Linked DNA regions of Homo sapiens: all the other regions are linked to region 1. Evidence: chromatin loops called from intact Hi-C (ENCODE). Cell type or tissue: IMR-90. All regions are shown on one strand. Region 1 overlaps CLEC16A (C-type lectin domain containing 16A). Region 2 overlaps LOC105371082 (a long non-coding RNA gene). Region 3 overlaps LOC400499 (putative uncharacterized protein LOC400499). Region 4 holds the start of SOCS1 (suppressor of cytokine signaling 1). Region 5 has its middle 55 kb from the start of LITAF. Region 6 holds the start of LOC124903643 (a long non-coding RNA gene). Region 7 overlaps TXNDC11 (thioredoxin domain containing 11).

Evidence for each region. Peaks named below come from ENCODE experiments on the same cell type or tissue, not always from the same donor. Only the 100,000 strongest peaks of a DNase experiment are listed, where the experiment ranks them.
Region 2: it touches region 1 in a loop (5-fold over the local background); 101 of 110 quality-filtered maps call a loop at or near these places.
Region 3: it touches region 1 in a loop (5-fold over the local background); 33 of 110 quality-filtered maps call a loop at or near these places.
Region 4: it touches region 1 in a loop (8-fold over the local background); 108 of 110 quality-filtered maps call a loop at or near these places.
Region 5: it touches region 1 in a loop (8-fold over the local background); 11 of 110 quality-filtered maps call a loop at or near these places.
Region 6: it touches region 1 in a loop (6-fold over the local background); 15 of 110 quality-filtered maps call a loop at or near these places.
Region 7: a loop joins it to region 1, with 6 times the contacts of the local background. A loop is called at or near these places in 29 of 110 quality-filtered maps.

Annotation. Positions count from the first base shown.
Region 1 is chr16:10,962,447-10,966,446 of GRCh38, forward strand. It overlaps CLEC16A (C-type lectin domain containing 16A), which reads left to right. Exons shown (of 24, transcript NM_015226.3): 3 at 9-142. Among named protein-coding and RNA genes, the nearest start is that of CLEC16A, 20 kb to the left of the region's middle. RefSeq lists an enhancer at 3,071-3,150. In IMR-90, a CTCF peak has its summit at 1,755 (motif pointing right); a DNase peak (open chromatin) is centred at 1,815; H3K27ac peaks cover 290 bases.
Region 2 is chr16:11,354,828-11,358,827 of GRCh38, forward strand. All of the region lies in intron 1 of LOC105371082 (a long non-coding RNA gene), which reads left to right. Among named protein-coding and RNA genes, the nearest start is that of RMI2, 11 kb to the left of the region's middle. RefSeq lists enhancers at 1-276, 454-603. In IMR-90, CTCF peaks have their summits at 156 and 2,051 (motif pointing left); DNase peaks (open chromatin) are centred at 74, 2,024 and 3,184; H3K27ac peaks cover 2,464 bases.
Region 3 is chr16:11,405,784-11,409,783 of GRCh38, forward strand. It overlaps LOC400499 (putative uncharacterized protein LOC400499), which reads right to left. Exons shown (of 67, transcript NM_001370704.1): 47 at 1,417-1,554. Among named protein-coding and RNA genes, the nearest start is that of RMI2, 62 kb to the left of the region's middle. In IMR-90, a CTCF peak has its summit at 1,870 (motif pointing right); DNase peaks (open chromatin) are centred at 1,908 and 3,068; H3K27ac peaks cover 279 bases.
Region 4 is chr16:11,254,178-11,258,177 of GRCh38, forward strand. SOCS1 (suppressor of cytokine signaling 1) reads right to left here and starts at 2,027. Exons shown (of 2, transcript NM_003745.2): 1 at 1,902-2,027; 2 at 240-1,351. The coding sequence starts at 1,301. The coding sequence ends at 666. The region is part of intron 1 of LOC105371082 (a long non-coding RNA gene); the gene reads left to right. RefSeq lists an enhancer at 1-62 and silencers at 673-762, 1,173-1,322, 1,333-1,382, 1,483-2,222, 2,473-2,672. In IMR-90, CTCF peaks have their summits at 1,671 (motif pointing left), 2,317 and 3,275 (motif pointing left); DNase peaks (open chromatin) are centred at 1,694, 1,844 and 3,264; H3K4me3 peaks cover 3,013 bases; H3K27ac peaks cover 3,021 bases.
Region 5 is chr16:11,529,888-11,533,887 of GRCh38, forward strand. No RefSeq gene overlaps it. Among named protein-coding and RNA genes, the nearest start is that of LITAF, 55 kb to the right of the region's middle. In IMR-90, a CTCF peak has its summit at 2,437 (motif pointing right); a DNase peak (open chromatin) is centred at 2,464.
Region 6 is chr16:11,639,657-11,643,656 of GRCh38, forward strand. It overlaps LOC124903643 (a long non-coding RNA gene), which reads left to right and starts at 806. Exons shown (of 2, transcript XR_007064986.1): 1 at 806-1,296; 2 at 1,649-1,891. It also overlaps a transcript of LITAF not described here. RefSeq lists enhancers at 877-1,171, 2,121-2,784. In IMR-90, CTCF peaks have their summits at 1,898 (motif pointing left) and 2,968 (motif pointing right); DNase peaks (open chromatin) are centred at 865 and 1,855; H3K27ac peaks cover 1,838 bases.
Region 7 is chr16:11,712,809-11,716,808 of GRCh38, forward strand. All of the region lies in intron 5 of TXNDC11 (thioredoxin domain containing 11), which reads right to left. Among named protein-coding and RNA genes, the nearest start is that of TXNDC11, 28 kb to the right of the region's middle. In IMR-90, a CTCF peak has its summit at 1,954 (motif pointing left); a DNase peak (open chromatin) is centred at 1,933.

The DNA.
Region 1 (4,000 bases):
CTCCCCAGCTTCTTCCTGGAGAAGAATATGTTTGTTTTCTTCTTGAACATCTTGCGGCAAAAGTCGGGCCGTTACGTGTGCGTTCAGCTGCTGCAGACCTTGAACATCCTCTTTGAGAACATCAGTCACGAGACCTCACTTTGTAAGGACATTCCTTGGTATTTGCCTCTGTGCTGCTGTGCATGTAGCAGGGTGAAGTTGGGCGTGGTTTTCTGTGTCTGCGCTTACTATTCGTCGGCTCAGGCTATCCTAACAAAATACCATAGACTGAGTGGGTTAAACAATAGAGATTTGTTTTCTCACTGTTCTGGAGCATTGAAGTCCAAGATTGGCCAGGCATGGTATCTCATCCCTGTAACCCCAGCACTTAGGAGGCCAAGGTGGGCAGATCACTTGAGCTCAGGAGTTTGAGAACAGCCTGGACAACAAGGTGAAACCCCGTCTCTACAAAAAACCACAAAAATTAGCTGGGTGTGGTGGTGTGCACATGTAGTCCCAGCTACTCAGGAGGCTGAGGCAGGAAGATTGTTTGTCAAGGAAGTCGAGGTTGCAGTGAGCCGTGATTGTGCCACTGCACTCCAGCCTGGGTGACAGAGCAAGACCTTGTCTCCAACAACAACAAAAAAAAAAGTTCAAGATCAAGTTGCCAGCAGGGTTGGTTTCTAGTGAGGGCTCTCTTCCTGGCTTGCAGACGGCCACCCTCTTGCTGTGCATGGCCTTTCATCTGTGTGTGAGTGGAGAGAAATTGAGAGAGTGCTAGCTGGTGTCTCTTCCTCCTTCTATGGGGACGCCAGTCCTATTGGATGAGAACCCCCACCCTTATGACCTCATTAACCTTAATTACCTCGCCAAAGGCCCTGTCTTCAAATACAGCCACAATGGGGGTTAGAGCTTCAATGTAGGAACCTGAGGGAGACATAGTTCAGTCCCTAAGCCTGTGTTTGTTTCTGTGTGGTGGGTACTATCAGAGGGTTCCCCTCTGCTGATGATGCTGGGGGTGTTTGCAGTTCTTCTTTATGACTTGCTATTAAAGAGTTGGGGTCGCTGAATCATCAGCCAATGGAATAAGCACTGGAAGAAGTAAGACAAGGAAGATCTCTGCCAGAGGGCAGGCAAGGGTGTGTGCATTGGTACCAACCCTCCTGCTTCAGTCCCTCCACCCAGCTAGTGAGTGTGTGACTCCGAACTTCTTACCTGCCCTCACTAAGCCTCAGTTTCGTCATCCGTAATAACCACCCCTGAGAGGCAGGTGCCATCAGTGCTTTCATTTTAACACCCAGGCGCCAGCTCTAGCAAAGCCAGAATAGAGAAGGGGTTTCATCCCAGGCGATTAGCTCAGTGGTCTTCAGTGAGGGGACATTTGGCATCATCTAAAAACATTCTTGGGGGTGCTGCTGACATCTAGTGGGTAGAGGGTAGGGGTGCTGCTAAGGACAGGCCCCCCACAACAGGGAATTACCCAGCCCAAATTGTCCCCAGTGCCGAGGCTGAGAAACCCTGGTTTGGTTCCTAATCCTCCACGCTAGACTGCTAGCTTTGTTATTCCAAGGTGACTTCACCAAGCCCGGGCCCTGCCCGCCAGAAGTGGGGGACAAGTGGCCAAATGTCTATATCAGAGGCAGGCTCTAAGTCCCCAGGACAGGTCTGAAAAAAGTCTGCAGTGGGCAGAAAGAGGTAGAGATGGTGGCATTCCTCTGGCCAAGAGGGAGAGGTGAAAGGGCTGCTGAGTGATGGCTCTCGCAGCCGCCGCTAGGTGGTGCTGCTGCCTCAGAGACGCCTTATGCTTCCCGGTGACCGCAAGTTGACAAATGTGGGCCGACTCCTGTCTCCCTAAATGGTTTCCCTTGTTACCAGCGCCTGTTTCACTGGATGTGAAATGACTGCGGTTTCTAAAAGCTCTGAGGGGAAGATCCAGCTCAGTGGCACAGGCCCTTGACTCAGACTGAACCAGGTCCCAGGCCCAGTTCTGCCCCACACTGGCTCCCTGCACGTGCCTGGACAGTGAAGGCTCCGAGCTGCTGTTTGTGCATCTGTCAAGAGGAGAGCACAGTGGCTGCAGCATAGAGTGGCTGGGCGTGAGCGTGAGAGCAGGTGTTCAGAGCGAGGCACAGGGTCTGGCAGATAGGACATGGCCATGGTGTCGGTTTTATCCTTTAAGGCAACATCACCCTCAGTGTCCCTGCCCTGGGAAGCCTCTCAAAGTCCAGCTAGGCACGGGGTGACTGGATTGAGATGGGGGTGGGGCGATCAAAACTTACGGCTTTTAGAGTGTTTCTCTGAATTATGTGGCTTTTAAAAATTGTATATATTTAATGTGTACAACTTGATTTAATATATACATATACACAAAAAAATGTGTACATTGTGAAATAATCACGGCAATCAAGTGAATTAACATATCCATCACCTCACTTTTGTGCGTGTGTGTGGGTGGGGGTTGTGTGTGCACCTTGGGTGATGAAAATATGCAGTAGATCTGTTAGCAGATTTCAAGTCTGTAACACAGTAGGATGACCTGTAGTCACTGTGCTGTACATGAGAGCTCCGGAACTTACTCATCGTGCGTCGTACCCTTTGATCAGCGTCTCCCCATTTCCCTCCTCCCCAGTCCCTGGTAACCACCCTTTGACTCTCTGCTTCTATGAATTTGACTGTCTTAGATTCTCCCTGTAATTGAGATCATGCAGTATGCGTGGCTTTTCTTGTCCTGGCACCGAAAAGGGTGCCCTGCTGTGGGAAACCCAGGCAGATGCCCCTGGCTTTATAGCCCCTTCACCACAGTGCTTTTATAAGCCCTGCAAAAAGGGTAGAAATCATTGCACGTTTACAGAACTTGGATTTGTAAGGGGTGAGGAGGATAGAAGACCTTTGCTTTTATTTTTGTTTTCTAATCACAGAAGAAAAAATGTCCTCATTGTTAAATAACGAAAAGCCAAATGTTAGAAAAATGTAAAGTCAAGTTTCTGCAGAATTCAACCCTAACGATCCATTGTGCACCAGCCATTCTGCTGTTTGCTTTTCTTTTTCCCACCTTCCCAGTGTATCCTAGATCTCATTGTCCCGTTCTGTAACCCTGCCTGGTTTGGTTTAGGAGTGGCAGCTTGTTGTGCTATAATCTATTTAACCTGACCACGGGCATTTAGGTGGTTTCCAGCTTTTCACTATTACAAGCTACCATTTCACAAATGCACCTGTTGCCTGTTGGGGTTAGTGACCTAAGTGACAGAGTCCCGAGAGACTGAGATTACGTACAGGCTCCCGGGTTTATTAGAAAAGGATACCACAGAAAGTCAGCCACACAGTGAGGGGGTAGTAGAAAAATCCCAGCCTGATAATAGAGGCACCTCCAACTGTCCTATGGTGGCCCCCCACCACCCACAGAGTCATCTCTTGGAGGCCCTGGAAAAGTCCCTGCTGGGGAGTGGAGGGAGCCTGTCGCTGTTCCAGCTCCAGGGTACAGCTGAGAGACTCACAGTTGCACATCTGAAGCTCCCAGTATGGTGTCTGTGCTGCTGGTGGTCTGGAAGCCACTAGCCAGTCACAGCAGGGCTCAGTAAGACACCCCAACAGCTCCTTATCCTGCCAGCCCATTACCCCTCCCTACTTCTCCCCCAGCAAGAGCCAGAATGACACAGAAAGAAAAAGAAGTGCTCTGGGTATCAGAATCACCTGGGTGACACGATACCCATGTTAGACTCCAGGTGGATAAATAAACTGTGGACTATTCAGAGAATGTACTACTATATAGCAAAAAAGAAAAGAAAAAGGAAAAGGAAAGAAGGAATGAACTACTACCATTGCATACACAGCAACCTGGAAAGCCCTCAGATGTGGTAATAAGCGAAAGAGGCCAGACATAGGAAGTGTGCGTACTGTCTGCTTCCATTAGATAAGGTTCATGGACAGGCAAAACGAGTCTGATGTGCTAGAAGCAGAATAAGGGTTGCATTGGGGTAGCGGGTACTGACTGGGCAGGGGCATGAGGAAGTCTTCTGGAGAG
Region 2 (4,000 bases), 390 kb after region 1:
TGTTAGCTGAGCTGTGTGGTTTCTTTGAATGTTAACAACTTTCACTGTTTCGGCTTGAGTTTCCTCCCTGACATCACCAGATGAAAACATATGTCAGAGGTTTTGGGTTTCTGGTGCCAAATCCAAGATGGCTTATCAGCAAGCGCCCCCCGCCAGACAGTGGAGGCTGTGCTGGGGCAGAGCTGCTTCCCCTTTGACATTGGCTTTTTTCTAAAACCGAAAATAAGCAACCGTGGCTGTGACTTCACTTTTCTTGGAACTGCTTTACATTACCCCCCAAATGGAGAAAACCCTCATTTAGCAGCTTTTGGATTGCCAAGTTCTCTAATTCTTTCTGTTGCATATTCTTGTAATGCTCAAGTTTTACTGACAAAGTCTTCTGCATCAGGTGAAGCAGGAGGAGGAAGGAATGACCATGTGAAGTAACTGAGCGCTTTGTTGCCTGGCCTGTGGGTGTGTGGTTTCATGGTTGAGGAGAAAAAGCACCTGGAAGACACAGTGTGTGTAGAATGCCTTCCAGTTCCAAGGGTGACAACCCTGCGATCTGCTGGCCAGCAGATGGGCTAGGGCTGCTGTTGCTAAACATCAGGCTACAGCCGAAACTTACAGAGCAGCTGCCTGCTTCAAGGACAAGGGGAAAAATGCATTTTCAGTCATAATGACCTACATTTAGCAGATATTTCGGAGCCCGTGCGAAAGGACATCTTCAAAGGGCCTCTTCCTCCTTGTGATAAGGGAGACAGTGATGTTAGTCAAACGTGGGGCCCAGTCCTGGTCCTGCCCGTTCCTGTCTGACTTTGGCCTTGGAAGTCTGTGAAGCCGAGACAATTCATCCTTCAAAGGGTGGTACCGGGTAAGTTCTTGGGAATGGAATCCCAAGATCCACTCCTGAGAGTGGATCTTTGTAGACAGGCACATACGTTGTTCTGAAATCATCTGTTGCTATCTCTGTCCCTGTTGGAGGCGCTTCCAGTGACGTCGTGATTGTGTCCTACTTATCTCAGTATCCCTGCCCAGCATGGGGTCTTAGGTAACATACATGGGCAGTCGGTCAATGTTAGGACTGGCTGGGTTTTAGGCTAGAAGACAGAGGAAATATACAAGCAAAGGCACAGTGTCTTAAATTTACACTTGGCCCGCAGCAGTTTTCAGAAGAAAGGAGCCCCCTGCTTAGTAGCGCCTTTTGAATTGGGCCCCCTGTGTAGTTTATAGCAGGCCTGAGGGTGCTGGCTAGACTGTTGGGGAGTGCTCTTTAAGCACAGAGGAAAGATTTGGTAAAGACATAAAAGGGTGGAGGAAAAGGAGCGAGACAGCCGAGTCCAAAAAACGATTCATGTGGTTTGGGCAGAATCTGAAATGAGAGTCCTTTGAGATTGACTGAACGTCTCTTGATAAAGAAAGCAAGTTCAGCTGGGCGTGTTGGTTCATGCCTGAAATCCCAGCACTTTGGGAGGTTGAGGCGGGCAGATCACCTGGGGTCAGGAGTTCAAGACCAGCCTGGCCAACATGGTGAAACCCCATCTCTACTAAAAATACAAAAAATTAGCCGGGTGTGGTGATGTGTGTCTGTGGTCCCAGCTACTTGGGAGGCCGAGGCAGGAGAATCGCTTGAACCTGGGAGATGGAGGTTGCAGTGAGTAGAGATCGCGCCACTGCACTCCAGGCTGGGTGACAGAGAAAAACTCTGTCTCAATAAAATAAAATAAAATAAAAATAAAAGAATGCAAATTCAGCTAAGAGTTAAGTGCCAGGGCCTGTGCTGGAAGCCGTCTCATGAGTCGCTTCATTTTACTGTCCCAGTACGCCTGGGAGGTCTGTTTCCCATCCCCTTTCACAGCTGTGAAAACCGCAGCCACGGAGATGAAGTCCTTTTTCCAGGGGCATCTACCTGGCAGCCGAAGAGCCAGGTGGTGAACCAATAGGTGCCCCTTGTCGTTAAGGGCACTGTTGTTGTGGGTGGCCAGGACCAGGCCCTTCCCTAGGGCAGCTCTTCCCCAGGGCAGCTCTGGGAGCTGATGGTCTCTACACGGGCGCTGGCCCCCCCTGCTGGTCTATGCACAGAAAATGGGATGACAACCCGTCACCAGAAAACAAGGGCACAGAATGGAGCAAAGGAACAAAATGGGGCCATGAGAAACTTCACCCCTGTCTACCCAGGAGTTCTGCCCATTATGGCCAAGCCCAGGTGGGGGTGGGGAGAGTGCTGGATTTGGCAACCAGATGGGTTCTGAGGGGCTTGCAGTGGGGCCAGCCCCACTGTTCATTCAGTGGATGACCTTGGGTGGGTTATTTTCACTGCCCTTCTGATATCCATAGAGAAGGGATGACGTGGGGTCAGAGAGGTTAAATAATTCGTCTGCATGACTGTTAACTGGAATCTGGTGCTTCAAAGTTCACTTTAGTGGCCTTTCTGTCGCCAAGCACCTGCTGGGTTCCAGACTCTGGATACACGAGGTGAAGGAGACACGTGGCTGCCCCCTGTGTGCATGGTATCTTCTTGGACCTCCCATTCCTCCTTATCGTTCCTGTTTTAAGCCCGAGGAAGTCCTGTGCTTTTAAGAACTTGTGCGGTTAGATTGGGCTCACCTGGGTATCGAAGCTAATCTCCCCATCCCAATGCCCTGACTAATCCCATCTGCAAAGTCCCTTTTGCTACGTAAGGTGTATGATATTCAGAGGTTCTGGGGATTAGGGCGTGGACATCGTTGTGTGGGGAGGGACATTCTGCCTACTAGACCCCAAAGATGTGTGTTCATACCAAATACAAAATACATTCACCCTGCCCCAAGGTCTCATCCCATTATAACATCAACTGAAGAGTCCCAAATCTGCTCTCAATCTCGTCACCTAATCACCTCAATCTGGTGCTGCGGAGGCTTTGGGTATGACCCATCCTGAGCAGTTCGTCTCCCTCTGTGAACCTGGAACTCACTAAACCAGTTACCAGGCCCTAAAGTGCAGTGGGTGGCCACCTAGAGGAGCACAATCTAGTTCTGTCCCTGATCCAAGGGACCTGAGATGTAATATGGGCAAGAAAGAAAAGGAAGAAACAATGAGGCTGTACACCCAGAAATACCAAACTGCCTAGCCTCCCTTCCTCCTGCTCACACAGGACAGGGAAAGGAGTTTCTCCAAAGGGCCTGTCAGCACCGAATTCCACATCCTGTGAGCTTGGGAAGATGCCAAGCTACACGCTTTCCTCCAGCGGGTACTGCTCATTTTAGAAAGTGAGTCAGTCTGGGCGTGGTGGCTCACAGCCGTAGTCCCAGCACTTTGGGTGGCCGAGGCGGGTGGATCACCTGAAGCCAGGAATTTGTGACCAGCCTGGCCAACATGGCAAAACCCTGTCTCTACCAAAAATAGAAAAATTAGCCGGGCATGGTGGTGCACGCCTGTGGTCCCAGCTACTTGGGAGGCTGAGGCAGGAGAATCACTTGAACCCAGGAGGCGGAGGTTGCGGTGAGCCGAGATCGTTCCACTGCACTCCAGCCTGGGTGACAGAGTGCCACTGAGACTCCGTCTCAAGAGAAAAAAGAGTCAGCACCTGCCCTGGGGTCTTCCATCAGACAGCTGTGCATTACCTCAGGTGAAGGTTTTCCCAGAGCACAGCTGAGCTTGGTCATCCTGCATGTAGGACTCAGTGTTGTCAAAAGTAGTTGATTATCAGCTCCACCTGGGCTGTTTTTAACCTGGTCCCTACCCATATCTTTAATTAGGATCCACGTGCTGGGGGCTCAGGAAGTCTAAGCTTTTAGAAAGCTCTCCGGTGGGTCTCGTCATCAACCAGGCTTGGCAGCCACAGATCTACAGCTTCCTGGCCCAGAGATAGCTGGGCCACAGGAGGGGTCAGAGCTGCCCGTGGCACTGGTTGTGAACTGGTGAAGGCTTCCTCTGGTGGGGACCCTGGAGCCCTGAGTACCAGGACCAAGGGGTCCATGCATGCCCCAAGCTTCTGAGGAGGAGAAGAAAGGAAGGATGGAAAAAGCCCATGTGGAGGAAC
Region 3 (4,000 bases), 440 kb after region 1:
GATCTGAAATCATCATTTATTTGATCATGGCTTCAAAGGCTTCTAGTAGCAGATAGAACACAATGCAAACGCCTCCCTGTGGCCTGACTGACCCTGTGTGATCAGACCACCTCCTACCATTCCCCACCCACCCAGCTCCAGCCCAGTGGCTCCTTGGCCATTCCTAAAACATGCAAACCCATCCCTGCCCCAGGCCCTTTGCATGTCTTGTTCCCTCTGCCTGGAATACTCTTTTTAAAAAATGTATTTTAGATTGAGGGGGTCAGTGTGCATGTTTGTTACATAGGTATATTGTGTAATGGTGGGGACTGGGCTTCCAGCGTCCCTGTCACCCAAATATCGAACATCATACCAGGCAGGTAATTTTCCAACCCTTGGCTCCCTCTCACCCTCCTCCCTTTTGGAGCCCTCAGTGTTTACTGTTTCCATCTTTATGTCCATGTGTATTCAATGTTTAGCTCCTGCTTACAAGTGAGAACATGTGATACTGGGTTTTCTGTTTCTGAGCTAGTTCACTTAGGATAATTGCATCCCTGCTGCTGCAAAGGACAGAATTTCATTCTTTTTTCCGGCTGTGTAATATTCCATGGTGTATATATACCACAGTCTCTTTACCTGCCTCGAATGCCCCTCCCCCAGAGATTTCTTTTTTCTTTTCTTCCTTTTGAGATGGAGTTTCACTCTTGTCACCCAGGCCGCAGTGCAACGGCGCAATCTCGGCTCACTGCAACCTCCACATCCTGGGTTCAAGCAATTCTCCTGCCTCAGCCTCCAAAGTAGCTGGGATTATAGGCATGTGCCACCACGCCTGGCTAATTCCATATTTTTAGTAGAGACGGGGTTTCCCCATGTTGGCCGTGCTGGTCTCGAACTCCTCACCTCAGGTCATCCACCCGCCTCGGCCTCCCAAAGTGCTGGGATTACAGGCGCGAGCCACCGTGCCCGGCCTTCCCCCGGATTTTCAAATGGCTGGTGCTTATCATCCACCGCTAGCTCATGTGTCGTCTCTTCAGTGGGGCCTTTCCTGGCCACCTAATCTAAATAAGCTCCTTGGTCACTCTCAGTCACTTCAGTACGTTTTCTCCGTATCATAGTACTATCTGGCATATTTCGTTTGTGTGATTTCGGGGAGTCAATCTCCCCCGCTAGAGTGGACACTTGATGAGAGGAAGGATTGATCAGATCTGTTTTAGGTCACGCCCCAGCTTCTGAAATAGTGCCTGGCACCTAGTAGATGCTCCATAAATCATGCAATAAATCCAGCTCAATAAATCCAGCACATTGTGTCCATTTCACAGCCTTGTCTGTCCTTCCGCCCAGGAACCGGGACACTAGGACAATTTTTCTTTTCTCAAAGGGCTGTCCCAGAGGCCCCCCACCCCAGCGTGCTCCGGCCCTGGGCTGACCTCCACACACCTGCAGAAAGGTCTGTTCCAGTTTGATGAAATTGTTGAGACCGGCCTTAGCAGCTACCTGCCGGGTGCTGATGTGAAAATGACGCTCCTCCACGCCCAAGGCGAACATGCTCTGAACCTCACCCTTGGAGTAGTGTAGCTGGGTCAGAAAAAAAAAAAACCACCACAAAACACGATAAAGCTCCTCATCAGGGCTCTGATGGAACATTCCAGGAGATGCTGGCTGTAGGCCGAGGGCTCTGCCTCCCAAAGTCCCAGGCCCAAGAGACCCACAACTCCCTGGGCTGGATGAAGTTTGATGATGCGAGGGTTTGGAGCCTCAGGTTAGGCCATCAAGCGTGGCCATGGCAACTATCTCCTTCATGCCCTCCCTGCTATAACATTGACTTGAAAATATCTACCAGCCTGGCACCAGCAGCCAAGAATTCTAGTTGTAGTACTGTTGCAGACAGCAGGGGGCAGTCTAGCAGAAAGAATTATGCCTGGGTGCGTGTCAGCATCAAACACAACAGAACTCCAAGTGTGGATCTACCACTGAGAGGTGAGTGATCTCCAGCTAGTTCCTTAACCACCCAAGCCTTCTAATCCAAAAACAGGGATAAGGACACCTATTTTATTACGGGTTGCTGCGAAAATTGTATGAAATAATGTGCTAACTTCCAGGTTGGCTGAAAAGCAGAATCACTGCGGGGGAACTTATTAAAAATACAGATTCTGGGCTCCCACTTAAAACCTACAAAAATGGAGTCTCTGGGAAGATGTTCCAGAGCTGTTTTTTTTTTTTTTTTTTTTTTTTTTTGAGAAGGAGTCTTGCTCTGTTGCCCAGGCTGCTGAAGTGCAGTGGCACGATCTCGGCTCACTGCAACCTCTGCCTCCTGGGTTCAAGTGATTCTTCTGCCTCAGCCTCCTGAGTAACCAAGATTACAGGCATGTACCACCACACCCAACTAATTTTTGTATTTTTAGTAGAGATGGGGTTTCGCCATGTTGGCCAGGCCAGTCTCGAACTCCTGACCTCAGGTGACCTGCCCACCTCGGCCTCCCAAAGTGCTGGATTACGGGTGTGAGCTACCGCACCCAGCCAAGAGCTGGTATTTTTAACGCGCTCACTAGAGGCGTCATTTCGTTAGTGATACCCCTTGTCAAAAATGTTCAGCCTGAATCTTATCTTCAAGAAACAATCGGACAAATCCACATTAGGAGGATGTTTTGCAAAATAACTTCCTGGACACTTCAAAATTGTCAGTGCAGGATTTTTTTTTTTTTTTTTTTTTAGACAGAGACAGGGTCTGTCTGCTCTGTCATCCAGGCTAGAGTGTGCAGTGGTGTGAACACAGCTTACTGCAGCCTCAACCTCCTGGGCTCAAGCAATTCTTCCATACCTCAGCCTCCCTGGTAGCTGAGATACAGGTACACACCACCATGCCTGGCTGATTTTTAAATTTTCTGTAGCAATGGGGTCTCCCTAGGTTGCAGGCTGTTTTGAACTCCTGAACTCTAACAATTCTCCTTCCTTGGCCTCCCAAAGTGTTGTGATTATGAGTGTGAACCACTGCATCCAGTTGGGACTTTTCTGAAGGTGGTTAATGACAATAAAATGTTTAGGGGGAATTATATCTGCAACTTACTTTGAAATGTATCCAAAAATAAGATGGATGGATAGAGAGCTATGTGATTATGTGAAATAAAATGTAAACAGGAAAATCTAGTATGTGGGTATGCACTGTAAAATTACTTCAATTTTTTAGTGTCTAAAAAATTGTATAATAAAATGTTGGGGGGCCAGATGCAGTGACTCATGCCTGTAATCCCAGCACTTTGGGAGGCTGAGGTGGGCAGATCATTTGAGGTCAGGAGTTCAAGACCAGCCCGGCCAACGTGGCGAAACCCCATCTCTACCAAAAATACAAAAATTAGCCAGGCATGGTAGTGCATGCCTGTAATCCCAGCTACTCAGGAGGCTGAGGCAGGAGAATTGCATAAGCCCAGGTGGCGGAGGTTGCGGTGAGTCGAGATCACGCCTCTGCACTCCAGCGTGGGTGACAGAGTGAAACTTCATCTCAAAAAAAGAAAAAATAAATAAAAAAATAAAAAAATAAAACATTGGGTAAGGAAGGGTAGGGTGTAGAAGGAAAATATTCTAGATCAGGAGTTGGCTTTTGGGTCAAATTTGGCCCACAACCTGATTTTATAAAAAGTTTTATTGTAACAGCCATGTCTATTCACTTACATATCGTCTATAGCTGCTTTTGTGTTACAGTGACAATTCTGAGTAGTTGTAACAGGGACCATAAGGCCTGCAACCCCCACAACATTTTACTTTACAATAAAAGTTTGTAGACCTCTGTTCTAGATTAAGAAAATTAAAAAGACATGGCAACTACGAATGCTGCGTGATCTTGGCCTGCATCCCGGATTTAAAACAAAACAAAACAGTTTTTTGAAAGAACATTAGTGGGAAAGCTGGGAAATTGTATATGGGCTGTACATTAAATGAAGGTATTAATTCAACGTTCAGTTTCTGGAATGTTGTAATTACCGTGTTAAATCAGAAAATATCCTTGTTACAGGAAATAGTTGAAGTA
Region 4 (4,000 bases), 290 kb after region 1:
ACGCACAAAGTGCTCAAACGCGAGCTGCTGTCTTACCGGACACACGCCAAAACTAGACCAACCGTTTCTCTCCCTGGAGAGTTGTGGGTGGAACCGTGAGGGATGCCCAGCCACAGGGCAGGCCCCGTACACCACCTGCAGCCCAGCAGGTCAGCCTTAGGACCCTCTCCCCTGGACCTGTTCAGAACCAAGTTAAACTTTTGGCCAAAGCACACTCGCTAGAAAACTTATTTTTTTTTAAAAAAAAAACTTTCATAATAAAGTTTATTACCTAAACTGACTTTAAAAAATATAAAATAGGATTCTGCACAGCAGAAAAATAAAGCCAGAGACCCTCCCCCAACCCCTGGTTTGTGCAAAGATACTGGGTATATGTAAACATGAAGAGGTAGGAGGTGCGAGTTCAGGTCCTGGCTCCAGATACAGTTAAGCTGCTACAACAACCAGGGGGACCCAGAGGGAGCACCAGGAGGGGGAGGACCCCCTCAAGAGGTGAGAAGGGGTCTGCGGCCTCGTCTCCAGCCGAGGGCGGGAGGCGCCTCGCCCCTACACCCATCCGCTCCCTCCAACCCAGGCCGGGGAGGGTACCCACATGGTTCCAGGCAAGTAATAACAAAATAACACGGCATCCCAGTTAATGCTGCGTGCACGGCGGGCGCTGCCGGTCAAATCTGGAAGGGGAAGGAGCTCAGGTAGTCGCGGAGGACGGGGTTGAGGGGGATGCGAGCCAGGTTCTCGCGGCCCACGGTGGCCACGATGCGCTGGCGGCACAGCTCCTGCAGCGGCCGCACGCGGCGCTGGCGCAGCGGGGCCCCCAGCATGCGGCGCGGCGCCGCCACGTAGTGCTCCAGCAGCTCGAAGAGGCAGTCGAAGCTCTCGCGGCTGCCATCCAGGTGAAAGCGGCCGGCCTGAAAGTGCACGCGGATGCTCGTGGGTCCCGAGGCCATCTTCACGCTAAGGGCGAAAAAGCAGTTCCGCTGGCGGCTGTCGCGCACCAGGAAGGTGCCCACGGGCTCGGCGCGCAGCCGCTCGTGCGCCCCGTGCACGCTCAGGGGCCCCCAGTAGAATCCGCAGGCGTCCAGGAGCGCGCTGGCGCGCGTGATGCGCCGGTAATCGGCGTGCGAACGGAATGTGCGGAAGTGCGTGTCGCCGGGGGCCGGGGCCGGGACCGCGGGGCACGGCCGCGGGCGCGCGGGGGCCGCGGGCGAGGAGGAGGAAGAGGAGGAAGGTTCTGGCCGCCGTCGGGGCTCTGCTGCTGTGGAGACTGCATTGTCGGCTGCCACCTGGTTGTGTGCTACCATCCTACAGAAGGGGCCAGCCGGAGGGGTGGGCCATAGCGTCCGGGGGTGCGCTGCGGGAGAGACAAAGAGGTGAGCTGGGGCGCTGCGGGGCCGGGCAGGTGTGCGCCGGCCGGACAACTCCGGAGGGCGGCGCTCCCGGCGGACCCGGCCCTAGGGGGCGAGCACGGAGCACCAAGTCCGCGCGGATCCGTTCAGCCTCAGTGGACACAGCTAGAAAATGGGCTCTGTACTCCGCGGAGCTCTTCCCGGCGGGTGGGGGCTCGGTGGAGGCGGAGTCCGGCCTCCGGGCAGCACCGAGAGGGGGGCGTGGAGAGCAGCCGGTTCTGGCTCCAGCCGTCCGGCCCCGGCTCGCCGCCCCGCGCCCGCCGCCTGCTGGCCAGGCTGGGATCCGCGCCTGGTCTGGGCGATTTGGGCTAGGGCCGGAGAAAGGCTGTGCTGCGGGAGCCCCGCGCGCGGGGGGCGGCCTGGGTGGGGCCGGCGAGGGTCAGGGGCATCGCGGCCGCGACCCCATTCTGCAGCCCCCGAGGCTCGCCCGACTCCTGGCTGCCCTGGACTCCCCTCCCTCCTCCCTCCCGCCTCCTCGCCCAGGGCCCGGCTCACCTGGCGGCGGGGCGCGGGACGCCGCGGGCGGGACGGCGGGGGGCTCCGGGGCGCTCCGGGGCGGCTCTCGCGCATGCTCCGGGGCCAGGAGCCGTGCAGCTGCCACGGCCGCAGCTCGCTCTGTTCGGCGCCCGCCCCTGCGCCAGTCTTTTAAACCGGCTCGGAGGCGGGGCTGGCGACGGCGGGAGGCCCCGCCCCCTGCCGGCCCCGCCCCCAGCTCCACTTTTGGTTTCTCTTTCCGCGGTGGCGTCCGGCGAGGACCGCTTCGGCCCTGTTTCCCTCTCTTCTGGACCCTCCCGCGGGGCCCTCTGCCCGCCTGTTCGCACCTGCCCCAGCACCCGCCTCTCGAGGGGCTCTGGCCCCGACCCTGCGCCTTCCGGCCACTTCTCGGACCCCTCCTTCGGACTTGGCGACCCCGATTTTGCCCCGCTACCTCGGGTTCCACTTTCTGCCGCCAGGCCCTCTTGGGACGCGCCCTGACACACCCTCCTCCGCCCCAGCTGTCTCCACACCCGCCGGGGGCAGAGCCCTGTCCTCTCCTCCCCTGCAGCCAGATCCCCCTAGGAGGCCACAGAAGGTGTCCCCAACCCTGAGCCTGACCCCACCCGTAGACCCCCTCCTAGCCCCTGCTCCACCCGCCGTCGACGCCCTCAGTCGCCCGCCCTGCTGTCCCGAAGCCCCGGCCGGCCGCGGTCTCTGGTCTTGGCTCGGGCTTCCCGGGAAGCGGCGGCCTGACCACAGGCTTCAGAGGAACCCCTGGCGGCGCGGGCGCCTCCACCCCGGCCCAGTTCCTCGGAAACTGGGCGGGGCCGGGCAAGGTCCCTGGTGGCCTCGACTGCCCTCCCTGCGCTCCCACTACCCGGCTGCGGAAGAAACTGAGGCTGGGGAGGGGCTGGGATTTGCAATGGCTTGCAGATTGGGAGCTCTGGACCTGGATCTCGCCTTCCCCGTCTTCATTTTGGGGAGAGGTGCAGCTGGACGACATCAAATTGGAGCCCAGTGAAAAAATGGTGCATTCTCAGACGTGATGAATCCCCAAACCTGGTTTCCTAGCCCTCCTCTCCCCCGACCCCTTCCTCATAGATTTCCCCCTCCTACTGCTCCGTCAGGCATCTGCCCTTCAAAGACTGCCTTCCCACCACACACACGGCCGGGGCTTGGGATGGTGGGCGGTCGGTGGTCGGGGCTGTAATTTGCACACGTGTTTGTGATTTAGTGATTCCGATTGTCGTGCGAGGCCATGGAGTAGGTGCCTGGCTGCTCCGTGTATTTTTGAATGAAGGCATGTGAGGAGCCCCAGCATCACAAGGGGCCACATAAAAACCTGGCTAGGCTGGGCACTTGGTTACTGGCCTCACACTGGGACACACTGCCCTCTACAGACAGCTCTCAGACGGCTTCTCTCCTGGAAGCCCTGGTGCCCAGTCCCTTCCCGCCTCCCTGGCCCCACGATACCTCTTTCCCCAGGCAGAGCCTAGGTCCTTATTAACCTCCTGAACACAGGGAGTGGCCCAGAATCAGCCCAGCTTAGCACCCCATCAGTGCCCTGAATCTGCATGTGGCCAGGGCTGGTGGTGGTCATTGGTGTAGCCTCCTAGGTTGTGCGTGTGTGTGCGTGCGCGTGCGTGAGGGGGTGAGAGAAGATGCAGAACCTTGCCTGCACCAGAGGTCAGGTGTGTGATCATTCGAGAGATGTCCACTGAACATCTGCTGGAGGCCACACTCTGTGGAGGGTGATGGAATACAAGGAGACCCAGTTCCAAATCTGCACCTTTCTATTCTTGTGACCTTGAGCATGTAATTAACCTCTCTGCCATGGTTTCTTTATCTGTGAAATGGGGATAATAATAGTACCTCTAGCAGGGCGCAGTAGCTCATGCCTATAATCCCAGCACTTGGAAGGCCAAGACAGGAGGATTGCTTGAGCCCAGGAGTTTGAGAACAGCCTGGGCAACAAAGTGAGACCCCCTCTCTACAAAAAAAAAAAAAAAAAAAAAAAAATAGTACAAAAATCAGCCAGTCGTAGTGGATTGCACCTGCAGTCCCAGCTACTTGGGAGGCTGAAGCAGGAGGATTGCCTGAGCCCAGGAGGTCAAGGC
Region 5 (4,000 bases), 570 kb after region 1:
GTATTTTTAGTAGAGCTGGGGTTTCACTATGTTGGCCAGCCTGGTCTCGAACTCCTGGCCTCAGGTGATCCACCTGCCTCGGCCTCCCAAAGTGCTGGGATTACAGGCATGAGCCACTGAGCCTGGCCCCCAGCTCAAGCATTTTCTCTAGCAGGGTTCAGGAGCACCTGACCCACAGGGATAAAGACCTAAAAGACCCTTCAGCTCACAGCTGCTTGGGGACTACGATGGGTTCGGGCGTGGCTGCCAAATGCTGTGGGGAAGAGCATCCTGGGGGGCGAGTGGGGGGGTGCTGGCTTGGAGGAGTCAGTGGGGAAACGAGATGCACAGGCAGAAGATCTTCAGCACACCACAGACAGACCTCACGCAGAGAAAGGAACAGTTATTCTGGCAGGAACTCGTGGAAGCAGTTTACAAAGGAGAGATTTCCCTGGATCTCAAAGAATAGATGGCATTGTTGTTAGGAAACTATCAGACTAGGCAAAGCATTCCTTGTATATTGACTCATTCATCAACTTCTCCTGCAAAATCCCTGCAAGGTGAACTAGGTCATCCCATGGTACAGATGAGGAAACAGAGATACAGAGAGGTTAAGACACTTGCCCTAAGTCACACAGCTCAGGAGGATTTTAACCCCATCTGGCTCCAGAGTCCCTGCTCTGTTAGCTCTGGCAGCTTTGGTCCATCACTTTCTTTCTCCGTCTTCTCCCCCAGGAGACTCAAGTCTCTGACCACAGGCCTGAATTCCTCCCCCATTCAAAGTCAGGAGCCTGAGCAGAGACCTTGCAATTCTCAATGCGATGGCTTCTCGCCAATCACAGTGGGTATTGGCTACAAATGCAGATTCCCAGGCCCATTCCAGACCAGGACAATCAGACTCCCTAGGGTGGGGCCCTCCCTCCAGGCCATTCTGATGACCAGCTGTGTTTGCATTGCCCCAGCCTACCCGAGTCTGCCTGGGAAGGGTCTCTGTACCGCTGGCCTCACTTTGTGTCTACATTGTCACAGGCCCAAAACCCAGTAAGGTGGTTTGATAGAACATGGGGACACAGGATTCGATTCACAAAGACTCAGACCCTCCTATACAAGCCATCCACCATAGATCCAGCCTCCCACCTCCTCTTCCTCCCACCAAAGAAAGTCCTGCTTCTACCTAGAGAAAATTTACGGGGTTGGGGTTGGGTTTGCCAGCGACTGGGGATCGAGCTTCCTTCCAGTCAGTGTGAGTTCAGCCGGAGTATGGATTGAAGCCCATCAGGCTCAGGTCAGAGTCACCAGAGTTCAGAAGCCCTTTTGGTGGGTGCAGTGGCTCAGGCCTTTACTCCCAGCACTTTGGGAGGCTGAGGCAGAGGGATTGTTTGAGCCCAGGAGTTCAAGACCAGCCTGAGGAACACAGGGAGACCTTGTCTCTACAAAAATAAAAGCCGGGTGTGGTAGTGCACACCTGTAGTCCCAGCTACTCAGGAGGCTGGGGCAGGAGGATTTCTTGAGCGCAGGAGGTTGAAGCTGCAGTGAGCTGTGATCACGCCACTACACTGCAGCCTGGGTGACAGAGCAAGACTGTTTTTAAAAAAAAAAAAAAAAGGCAGCCTTTTCATTTGTGTATTAGCTTGTTCTCACACTGCTATAAAGAAAGACCTGAGACTGGGTAATTTATAAAGGAAAGTGGGTTAATTGGTTCACTGTTCGGGAAGGTGTACAGGAAGTATATGGTAGCACCTGCCTCTGGGGAGGCCTCAGGTAGCTTTCACTCATGGCAGAGGGCAAAGCGGGAACAGGCGTCTTACATGGCAGGCGCAGGACCGAGAGAGGCATGGCAGAGGTACCACACTCTTAAACAACCAGATCCCTCTGCTCTGCCTATTAATCCTTCCCTTTCCCTTACCACGCCCCCCACCAACCCCAAAACCGCTGATCTTTTTACTGTCTCCAGTTTTGCCTTTTCCAGAATGTCACAGAGTTGGAATCCTACAGTGTTTCTTCAATTCTTTTCAGAATGAAGCAGGTTTTTTTGTTTTTGTTTTTGTTTTGTTTTGTTTTTTGAGACAGGGTCTCACTCTGTCACCCAGGCTGGAGTGCAATGGCGCCATCTCAGCTCACTGCAACTTCCGCCTCCCGGGTTCAAGCGATTCTCCTGCCTCAGCCTCCCAAGTAGCTGGGATTACAGGTGCCCACCACCATGCACAGCTAATTTTTGTATTTTCAGTAGAGATAGGGGTTTCACCATGTTGGCCAGGCTGGTCTCAAACTCCTGACCTCAAGTGACCTACACCTGCCTCAGCCTCCCAAAGTGCTGGGATTACAGGTGTGAGCCACTACACCCGGCCTGAAGCAGCTTTCTTTTTAAACCACCAAAAGATATTTTGCAGAGCTAGGGTAAGCGGGTGAGAGAGCCACAGATACCCCATGATAGAGAAGAAGTAACCAGCAGGGGGCAGTGAGCTCCTCTCGCCTGGCCTTCATGAAGCACTCACTACTGCCACCTTATCTTCAACACAAAAGATGAACAAGAGGCTGGGCTAGGTGGCTCACGCCTGTAATCCCAGCACTTTGGGAGGCTGAGGCAAGCGGATCACTTGAAGTCAAGAGTTCGAGACTAGCCTGGCCAACATGTGAAACCCTGTCTCTACCAAAAAATACAAAAATTAGCCAGGCATGGTGGCATACACCTGTATAGTCCCAGCTACTCGGGAGGCTGAGGCAAGAGAATTGCTGGAACCCAGGAAGGGGAGGTTGCAATGAGCTGAGATCACGCCACTGTACTCCAGCCTGGGCAATAGAGTGAGACCCTGTATCAAAAAAAAAAAAAAAAAGATTGACAGAGAAATTGGCTCCCTGTTGTTTACTAGTAAGGTTGGAAAAGTCAGGTGGATGGAAGAAGGTGGGGAGTGGATGCGAGAGAGCAGGGAGGGATGGTTCATCCCTTTGCTTATTTATTCAATTAGCAGTGTGACCTTAGAAAAGTTACTTAACCTCTCTGGACTCCTTTACTCATTGGCAAAATAAAGGGGCTAGAAATTCCTGACAAAGTGTCTTCTGGCTCCATGTTGTGTTCAAGTGGAGAACAGAGAGTTCAGAAAGAAACCAAGTACACACAGGAGTAGGCACATGATAAAAATAGCATTGCATCTAGTTGGGGAGAACAACAGATTCAAAGATGGACAAAGTATACGAGCATCCCGTTCACAGAAAAGGACACAAAAAAAGACACAGATAGAGTTTCGGCAAAGAGGCTCAACCTTAGACATTAAAAAAATTCAAATTAGGCTGGGTGCATTGGCTCACGCCTATAGCCCCAGCACTTTTGGAGGCTGAGGAGGGCAGATCATCTGAGGTCCAGAGTTCGAGACCAGCCTGGCCAACATGGTGAAACCCCGTCTCTGCTAAAAATACAAAAATTAGCTTGGTATGTTGGCACACGCCTGTAATCCCAGCTACTCGGGAGGTTGAGGCAGAAGAATCACTTGAACCCAGGAGATGGAGGTTGCTGTGAGCCAAGATCACTCCACTAAAAAAGAAATGCAAATTGAAGCTACAAAACTCAGGCTGGGTGCGGTGGCTCACACCTGTAATCCCAGCACTTTGGGAGGCTGTGGCAGGCGGATCGCTACTTGGGAGATTGAGGCAGGAGGATTGCTTGAACCCGGGAGGCCGAGGTTACAGTGAGCTGAGATCGCACCACAGCACTTAAACCTGGAGACAGAGCAAGACCCCATCCGAAAAAAAAAAAAAAAAAAAGAAGAAGAAGAAATTTTAAAAATTAAGTGAAAAGGCCATGAAGCCTGGATGAAGTAATTGGCGACTAGTGGAGAAACAGGACATGGGCCCTCAGGGAAAAGAAAGAGGAAACAGCACATTGAGGTTTTGCAGGTTAAAGGTGAATGGTAGATCACTTCATATTTGGAGTACGTGAAACTCAAGCAATTTAATCTTTTCAAGGGCAAAGACTATCCTCCCTTTTGTATTGCTCATAACACCTTCACATTGTGGCCATAAAAAC
Region 6 (4,000 bases), 680 kb after region 1:
AGGACATCCAAAGTCTGGGCAAAGAAAAAAGATTCATCTTTAAAATAATCTTTTTAGGCCAGGTGCAGTGGCTCATGCCTGTAATCCCATCAATTTGGGAGGCCGAGGAGGGCGGATCACTTGAGGTCAGGAGTTCAAGACCAGCCTGGCCAACATGGTGAAACCCCATCTCTACTAAAAACACAAAAATTAGCCAGGGCCTCTGCCTCCTAAGCTCAAGAGATCCTACCCTCTCAGCCCCCCAAGTAGCTGGGAGTACAGGCGAGAGCCACCATGCCCGGATAATTTTTGTATGTTTCGCAGAGACATAGTTTCACTGTGTTACCCAGGCTGGTCTTGAACTCCTGGCTCAAGCAATCCACCTGCCTTAGCCTCCCAAAGTGCTGAGATTACACGTGTGAGCCACCGCACCCGGCCAACAATGTGTCGATGTGGATAACCTTGTTTGTTGACTGTCCTCTCAGTAGAAAGGGAGGTCCACTCTGCCAGGGCTGGGTCCTTATTAGGCATTCACGGCTGGATCCGCAGGGCTGAGCACTGCATCCAGCACATAGTAGCTGCTCAGCACATGTTCGTGGAGCGACTGAGTGTGTAAGTCAGTGAATGAACAAACGAATGAAGGGGTTCTCGCTCTGATACTTGTTCTGCAGCCTGGGAAACTGAAGCTCAGAGATGAAGTGACTTCACCGAGGTCACACGGACAGTGGGCGGCAGAACTGGAGCTACCTACGCAATTGGGATTATGAAATATTTCACAAGTGCCAAGAAGTGCACATGATGCAGGGCTCTAGAAGGCTTCCTCTTTGATTTGTCACAGTCCCTGCAGCAGAGAGGCAGCCCAAGGCTCTGCAAATCACTGCCACTTCATCACGGCTGCAGCCACCCTTGTGCAGGCCCCAGCTCGAGGTCTTCTCACTCGATGCTGGTATGGGGGTGATGATCATCCATCTGGCAGGTCACAAGGACAACCCTCGGGATGGGAAATCTGATCCTAATTGCTGAGTCACAGCTAAAGGGCAGAATGACGTCGTCTGTAACCATGGCATGCATTCCAAACTCAGCCCCAGCTTGGCTTCTCCTCAAGTTTGAGTGAGCCCCTGTCAGTCTACACCACCCCTCCTCATGTTCGGCTGTTTTCAAGCCGGCACACTGGCAAAGATGCTGCCAGGAAAGAAGGAAGCCAAGCCCAGGGAGAGGAGAGAGCTGGTTTGCTGTGGGTGGCCAGGAACAAGGTCCCGTGTGTGGAGGAGACAGAACACAGTCATGATATCAGGCCGGGAGCAGTGGCTGACTCCTGTAATCTCAGAATTTGGGGAGGCTGAGGTGGGAGGACGGCTCGAGCCCAGGAGTTCAAGACCAGCCTGGGAAACATAAGGAAACCCATCTCTATTTAAAAAAAAAAATCAGCCAAGCATGGTGGTGCATACCTGTAGTATCTGCCACATGGGAGGCTGGGGCAGGAGGGTTGCTTGAGCCCAGGAGGTCGAGGCTCCTGTGAGCCGTGATTATGCCATTGCACTCCAGCCTGGGCGACAGAGGGAGACCCTGTCTCCAAGAAAGAAAGAAAAAGAGAGGGGAGGGGAAGAGGGGAAGGGTAAAGGCCACATACTGGCATGTACAGCCTCCCCTGCCTGACCCCCATTCCCAGGAGCCCCTTTCAGAGAGTAAAGAGAGCTGGAACAAGGGAGCAATGCTGACGGAAGGACAGACAGACAGATGGACAGACTGCACTGGGGGCAGAAGGGCCCGCAGGCTCCAGACGAGCACGATCAGCAGGAGAAAGCAGGCCATGCGCAGGTGATGTGGGTGCCAGAAGCAACCCAGCAGATAGAGGAATTCCAATAACCGCACAGCACTCAAGTAAAATAAAAACACCGTGACTTCGCAGCAAGCCAGTATGGCCCCCTAGAGGCCAAGGGCAGAATTTTATTTTTATCTATCTATCTCTCTGTCTATCTCTCTATCTGTCTGTCTATCTATCTATTTTCGAGACAGAATCTCCCTTTGTCGCCCAGGATGGAGTGCAGTGATGTGATCTCGGCTCACTGCAACCTCCGCCTCCAGGCTTCAAGTGATTCCCCTGCCTCAGCCTCCCAGGTAGCTGGAATTATAGGTGCGAGCCATCGCAGCCAGTTAATTTTTGTATTTTTAGTAGAGACGGGGTTTCACCATGTTGGCCAGGCTGGTCTCTTAACTCCTGCCCTTGGCCTCCCAAAGTGCTGGGATTACAGGCATGAGCCACCGCGCTGAGCCTGTTGAGGCAAAGCATAACCCCAGATCCTCCTAGCCAATGGACCCCTCGCTTCTGAAACAGTTCCGGTGGTCAAGTTCTGGGCATGTCCTGGACTTCTTGGTTTTGCGCGGAGGAATCACTAGTTCTGGGTGTTGATAGACATCAAAGCTTTTCCAACTGTGCATGTCTGGGATACCTGACTTGCTGTGTTGGCTCAGTTATATCTGCCAGGTAACTTGACCTTCTGTTATCAACAGAGTAGGTCCAGTTTGGGCTGGTCTTGCAGTTGTGTTTTCTTGAGGAACGGTTTGGGCTCAACCTGTCTTTCCAATCAGCTGAAACTGGAGCATCCCTCAGCCTCAGTTTCCCCAATATCCTGAACTCTGCTCCCTACATCGTGCACAAAGGCCAGATTTCTTATGAAACCATGTGGTGCAGGGTTAGAAAGAGACAGCCCTGGCCGAGCATGGTGGCTCATACCTGTAATCCCAGCACTTTGGGAGGCTGAGGCAGGCAGATCACCTGAGGTCAGGAGTTCGAGACCAGCCTGGCCAACATAGCGAAAGCCCGTCTCTACTAAAAATGCCAAAAAAATTAGCCAGGCATGGTGGCCCATGCCTGTAATCCCAGGAGGCTGAGGCAGGAGAATCTCTTGAACCCAGGAGGCGGAGGCTGCAGTGAGCCAAGATCCCAGCACTGCACTCCAGCCTGGCCAACAGAGGGAGACTCTGTCTCAAAAAAAAAAAAAAAAAAAAGACAAAAAAGAAAGAGACAGCCCTTCTGTGCCCCCTGCCTGGGCAAATGACACCTCCACCCACATAGGCTCAAAGCTGGGGAGCAAGATATCCTCCTTACCACTGCCCTCTCCCACCCCCCACCTTTCCCAAACCCTCACAGGGCACAGCACAGACTACTCTGCACCCCAATATCCACTCTCCCCTTCTTCCAAAGCAATAGGACTTCCAATACGTAGCTGGGCACAGCTACCCAGAAATAAGACCACATTTCCCAGCCTCCCTTGTATATAGGTGTGGCCAAGGGGTTAAATTCTAGCCAATAGGATGTGTGCAAAAGTGAACTGCGCAGGTCCCTGCATGTGTCTCTAAGGGAAAGGGCAGGTCTACCTCCATCATTAGCTTCCCTTCTCCTTTCCCCTTCCTGGCAGTTGGAGTGTAGGAGAGGGTGACCATCCGATTTGGACAATAAGAGCAAAGACAATCGTTTAGGGAAAATGGAGCAACAAGGTAGGAGGAGCCTGGGTCCCTGATGCCTTGGAATAGCCAAACCAGAGCTGCGACACTTACTTACACCAGGACTGACTCTATGTTAAAGGGAAACAGAGGCCGGGTGTGGTGGCTTACGCCTGTAATCCCAGCACTCTGGGAGGCCGAGGCAGGCAGATCACTTGAGGCTAGGAGTTCGAGACCAGCCTGGCCAACATGGCAAAATCCTATCTCTACAAAAAATACAAAAATTAGCCGGGCGTGGTTGTGGGCGCCTATAGTCTCAGCTACTCAGGAGGGTGATGTAGGAGAATCATTTGAGCCCAGGAGACTGAGGCTGCAGTGAGCTGTGATTGCACCACTGCACTCCAGGCTGGGCAACATAGCAAGAAACTGTCTCAAAAAAAAAAAAAAAAAAAAAAAAGGAAACAATCGTTTGTTGTTTAAACCAGTTATTTTAAGTCTTCAAAATGGCAGGTGAACCAGTGTCCCAACTAATAAAATCACCAAGTTCTGTGCATTTTGCCTCGTGCTGGTCACCTCA
Region 7 (4,000 bases), 750 kb after region 1:
GGCCAGGAGTGGTGGACGCCTGTAATCCCGGCACTTTGGAAGGCTGAGGTGGTTGGATCACCTGAGGTCGGGAGTTCAAGACCAGCCTGACCAACATGGAGAAACCCCATTTCCACTTAAAACACACACACACACACACACACACACACAGAAATCAGTTGGGCATGGTGGTGCATGCCTGTAAATCCCAGCTACTTGGGAGGCAGGAGAATCGCTTGAACCCAGGAGGCGGAGGTTGCGGTGAGTCAAGATCGTGCCATTGCACTCCAGCCTGGGCAACAAGAGTGAAACTCTGTCTCAGGAAAAAAAAAAAAAAAAAAAATTGCCAGGTTGCCAGGCGTGGTGGTGCATGCCTGTAGTCCCAGCTCCTTGGGGGGCTGAGGTAGGAGGATCACCTGAGCCTGGGGAGGTTGAGGCTGCAGTGAGCCATGATTGTGCACTCCAGCCTGGGCACAGAGTGAGACTCTGTCTCAAAAAAAAAAAAAAAGAAAAGAAATCATAATGGAAATAAAAGCATCTCTCACAAAATATACAAGGATTCCTTTGCTAAAATAATGTCAACTGAATTAAACAGTCAGTTTTAGGTGTGGGGACATAAAGTATGGAATTTTTTTTCCTTTTTTTTGAGACAGAGTTTTGCTCTTGTTGCCTAGGCTGGAGTGCAATGGCATGATTTTGGCTCACTGCAACCTCCACCTCCCAGGTTCAAGAGATTCTCCTGTCTCAGCCTCCCAAGCAGCTAGGATTACAGTCATGTGCCACCATGCCTGCCTATTTTTGTATTTTTAGTAAACACCGGGTTTCTCCGTGTTGGTCAGACTGGTCTAAAACCCCTTACCTCAGGTGATCCATGCGCCTTGGCCTCCCAAAGTGCTGGGATTACAGGTATGAGCCACAGCGCCCGGCCCAAAGTATGGAATTTTTAATATGTTTATTTTAATCTATATTAGTCAGTACCCAGAAGGGTCTCAATGCAGGCAGATAGTTAGAAAAAGGTCTCCCCCATGAGTGAGTATAGTGACAACAAATGAAATTACCCAAGAAAAAAAAACGATCCTAGAACCCATGCCATTTGCCGAGAACTGTTAAACTCAATGTCTGGTCCAAAGACCCAAGAGTTAGGTCCAAAAACCTGAGAAAATAAAGCAATCTCCAAGCCATCCTTGCTTGTCAGTCCCTTGTTTTTTCAATGCCTTTTAAAATGTCCCATACTGAGCAAGAAAACCCTATCCTTCAGATTTTTTTTTTTTGAGACAAGGTCTCACTTTCGTCACCCAGGCCAGAAAGCAGTGGCATGATCTCAGCTCACTGCAGCCCTGACTTCCTAGGTTCAAACCATCCTCCCACCTCAGCCCCTAAGTAGCTGCAACTACAGGCTAATTTTTAGTATTTTTTGTAGAGACGGGGTTTCGCCACATTGCGAAAGGTTGGTCTCAAACTCCTGAGCTCAAGAGATCCACCTGCCTCAGTCTCGCAAAGTGCTAGGATTACAGGCGTGAGCCACCGTGCCCCGCCAAGATCTTTTGATGCTGTATAAAATCTCACCATCTGGCCGCGCTCGTTGGCTCACGCCTGTAACTCCAGCACTTTGGGAGGCCGAGGTGGGCGGATCACGAGGTCGGGGATCAAGACGATGCTGGCGAAAACGGTGAAACCCCGTCTCTACTAAAAAATACAAAACATTAGCCGGGCGTGGTGGCGGGCGCCTGTAGTCCCAGCTACTCGGGAAGCTGAGGCAGGAAAATGGCGTGAACCCGGGAGGCGGAGGTTGCAGTGAGCCGAGATCGCGCGGCTGCACTCCAGCCTGGGCGACAAAGCAAGACTCCGTCTCAAAAAAAAAAAAAATTTCCAATCTGACAGAACAATACTCCAGAAAAGCTTTCTTCGCTTGGAGGAGGGCACTTTTTATGCGTACCGACTCAGTTCTACAAGCAAATCTCGGCAGCATCAGACGCCACCTGGTGGAGTACAGGGACACTACGCTGGAATCAAAGTTCTTCCTCCATTTAATACCTTTCCTCTAAAACACTATTTCCCAAAGGGAGTTCCTTAGAAAACTAATGCTACTAATGCTACAAGGTTTCCTCATCAACTGAGTTTAGGAATTCCCAAAGGTGGTAGAAGGGAGTGGAAACAATATTTTGGTTAATAGTTTAGTGTGGCCGGGCGTGGTGGCTCACGCCTGTAATCCCAGCACTTTGGGAGGCCAAAGCGGGAGGATTGCCTGAGCTCAGGAGTTCCAGACCAGCCTGGGCAACACAGTGAAACCCCGTCTCTACTAAAATACACAAAAATCAGCCAGGCCTAGTGGCGTGTGCCTGTAGTCCCAGCTACTCGAGAAGCTGAGGCAGGAGAATTGCTTGAACCCGGGAGGCGGAGGTTGCAGTGAGCAGAGAACGGATGTCTCAAAAACAAAACAAAACAAAACAAAACAAAAAAATAGTTTAGTGTATTTCCAAGATGGTATTTAGGTACCATGTGAATTTCAATTTGATCTCTACAAAAAAAAATTGTTGTAACTTGCTGGTGTGTTGGTGCACACCTGTAGTTCTAGCTACTCAGAAGGCTGAGGCAGAATCTGATTGCTTGAGCCCATGAGTTCAAGGTTACCACTGCGTTCCAGCCTGGGCAACAAAGTGAGACCCTGTCACGGCAAAAAAAAAAAAAAAAAGAATGAACCAGGCAGGGAAATTCCTACACTATGGTCTATTGAGCCTGAAGGGCCAGGCACAAGAAGTGGAGAAGGTAGTGAGAGGGGATCCAAAGTGACATTTAAAATCCCGTAGCTAAAATCTTTCTCACGCGTCCTTTACCAGTCATACATTCACCAAGCACGGTGTGGAGCTGTAGGAGCAACAAAACAAAACCCTGCCATCAAGGTCCTCAGTAAATATTATCTGAAAAATTAGCTCCTATTCTGGTGGCAGAGAGATTCAGTCCATTGGACAGGGAGAAAACCATGCGTTACAAATAGAAGCAGGTAGGAGGTGCACGGGAAAGGGGAAGAGAAAGACTGGGCCTGCTGGTCAGTCAATGACATCATTTCTTGTGTGGATTTTTTCACTAGAATAGGTAAAATACTTATCTGAGGTGCTTTCAACCAGATGGCTTAGTTTCTAATTAAGGTATAAAGACTATTATTTTACTTGCACGCAAAGTATTTCTTTACTCGCTTTATTACTTTACTCACACACAAAGTATTTCATGATTTGACCTTATAAAATAAGGATTTATATACTTACCTCTACCCTCCCCAAATTTAAAGATAAACAAACACAAACACAGAAAGGTTAAATATTTTGTTCCAAGTTTACAGACCTCACCAGGAGCAGACAAAGGGTAAGGACCAGGCATTGCTGCCTCCCAGCCCACTGCTTTTCTCCCTAGACTGCACTGCAAGTCCTTTTGTAGATCAGATGAAAAATGGGGTCAAAATTTGCTGCAAATCTTCTCTTTTAAAAAAGCCACTGAATTATAGCAGAGTATGACAAAATGTTACCAGAACACATTTTTACAGCAAATAATGAAATAATCATCAGATTTTTAAAAATCAAGCAAGCAACTTCAGAATATGACCCCTCTACCAAATTTTCTTTTGGCAATAAAGTAGCCTCTCTGCCAAGATCAAATGTAAAAATGTTACAAGAGGAACAGGCTTTGCAGTCCTGGAGGAGTAAAGTACAAGAGAGCTGATTTCCTCCAGGCTTTTGAAACATATACAAAGATTGCCAGCCCACAATTAATCATCTAGCACTGTGAAATGATTAAACATTAATGAGAGATATGTAAGACCTACTATAAAAAATTAAAAGGAAGTTTTGAATAAATGAATAATCATGCTGTGCACCTAGAAAGGAAAGCTAAATGTTATGAACATGTCAATTATCTTCAAGTCAATTTATATATTTAACATAATTTCAACAAAATTCCAGCCAAAGGCACGGATGGACATAAAAGAATATTCCACAAAACACAAGAACTACAAGAAGTCCAGACTTGA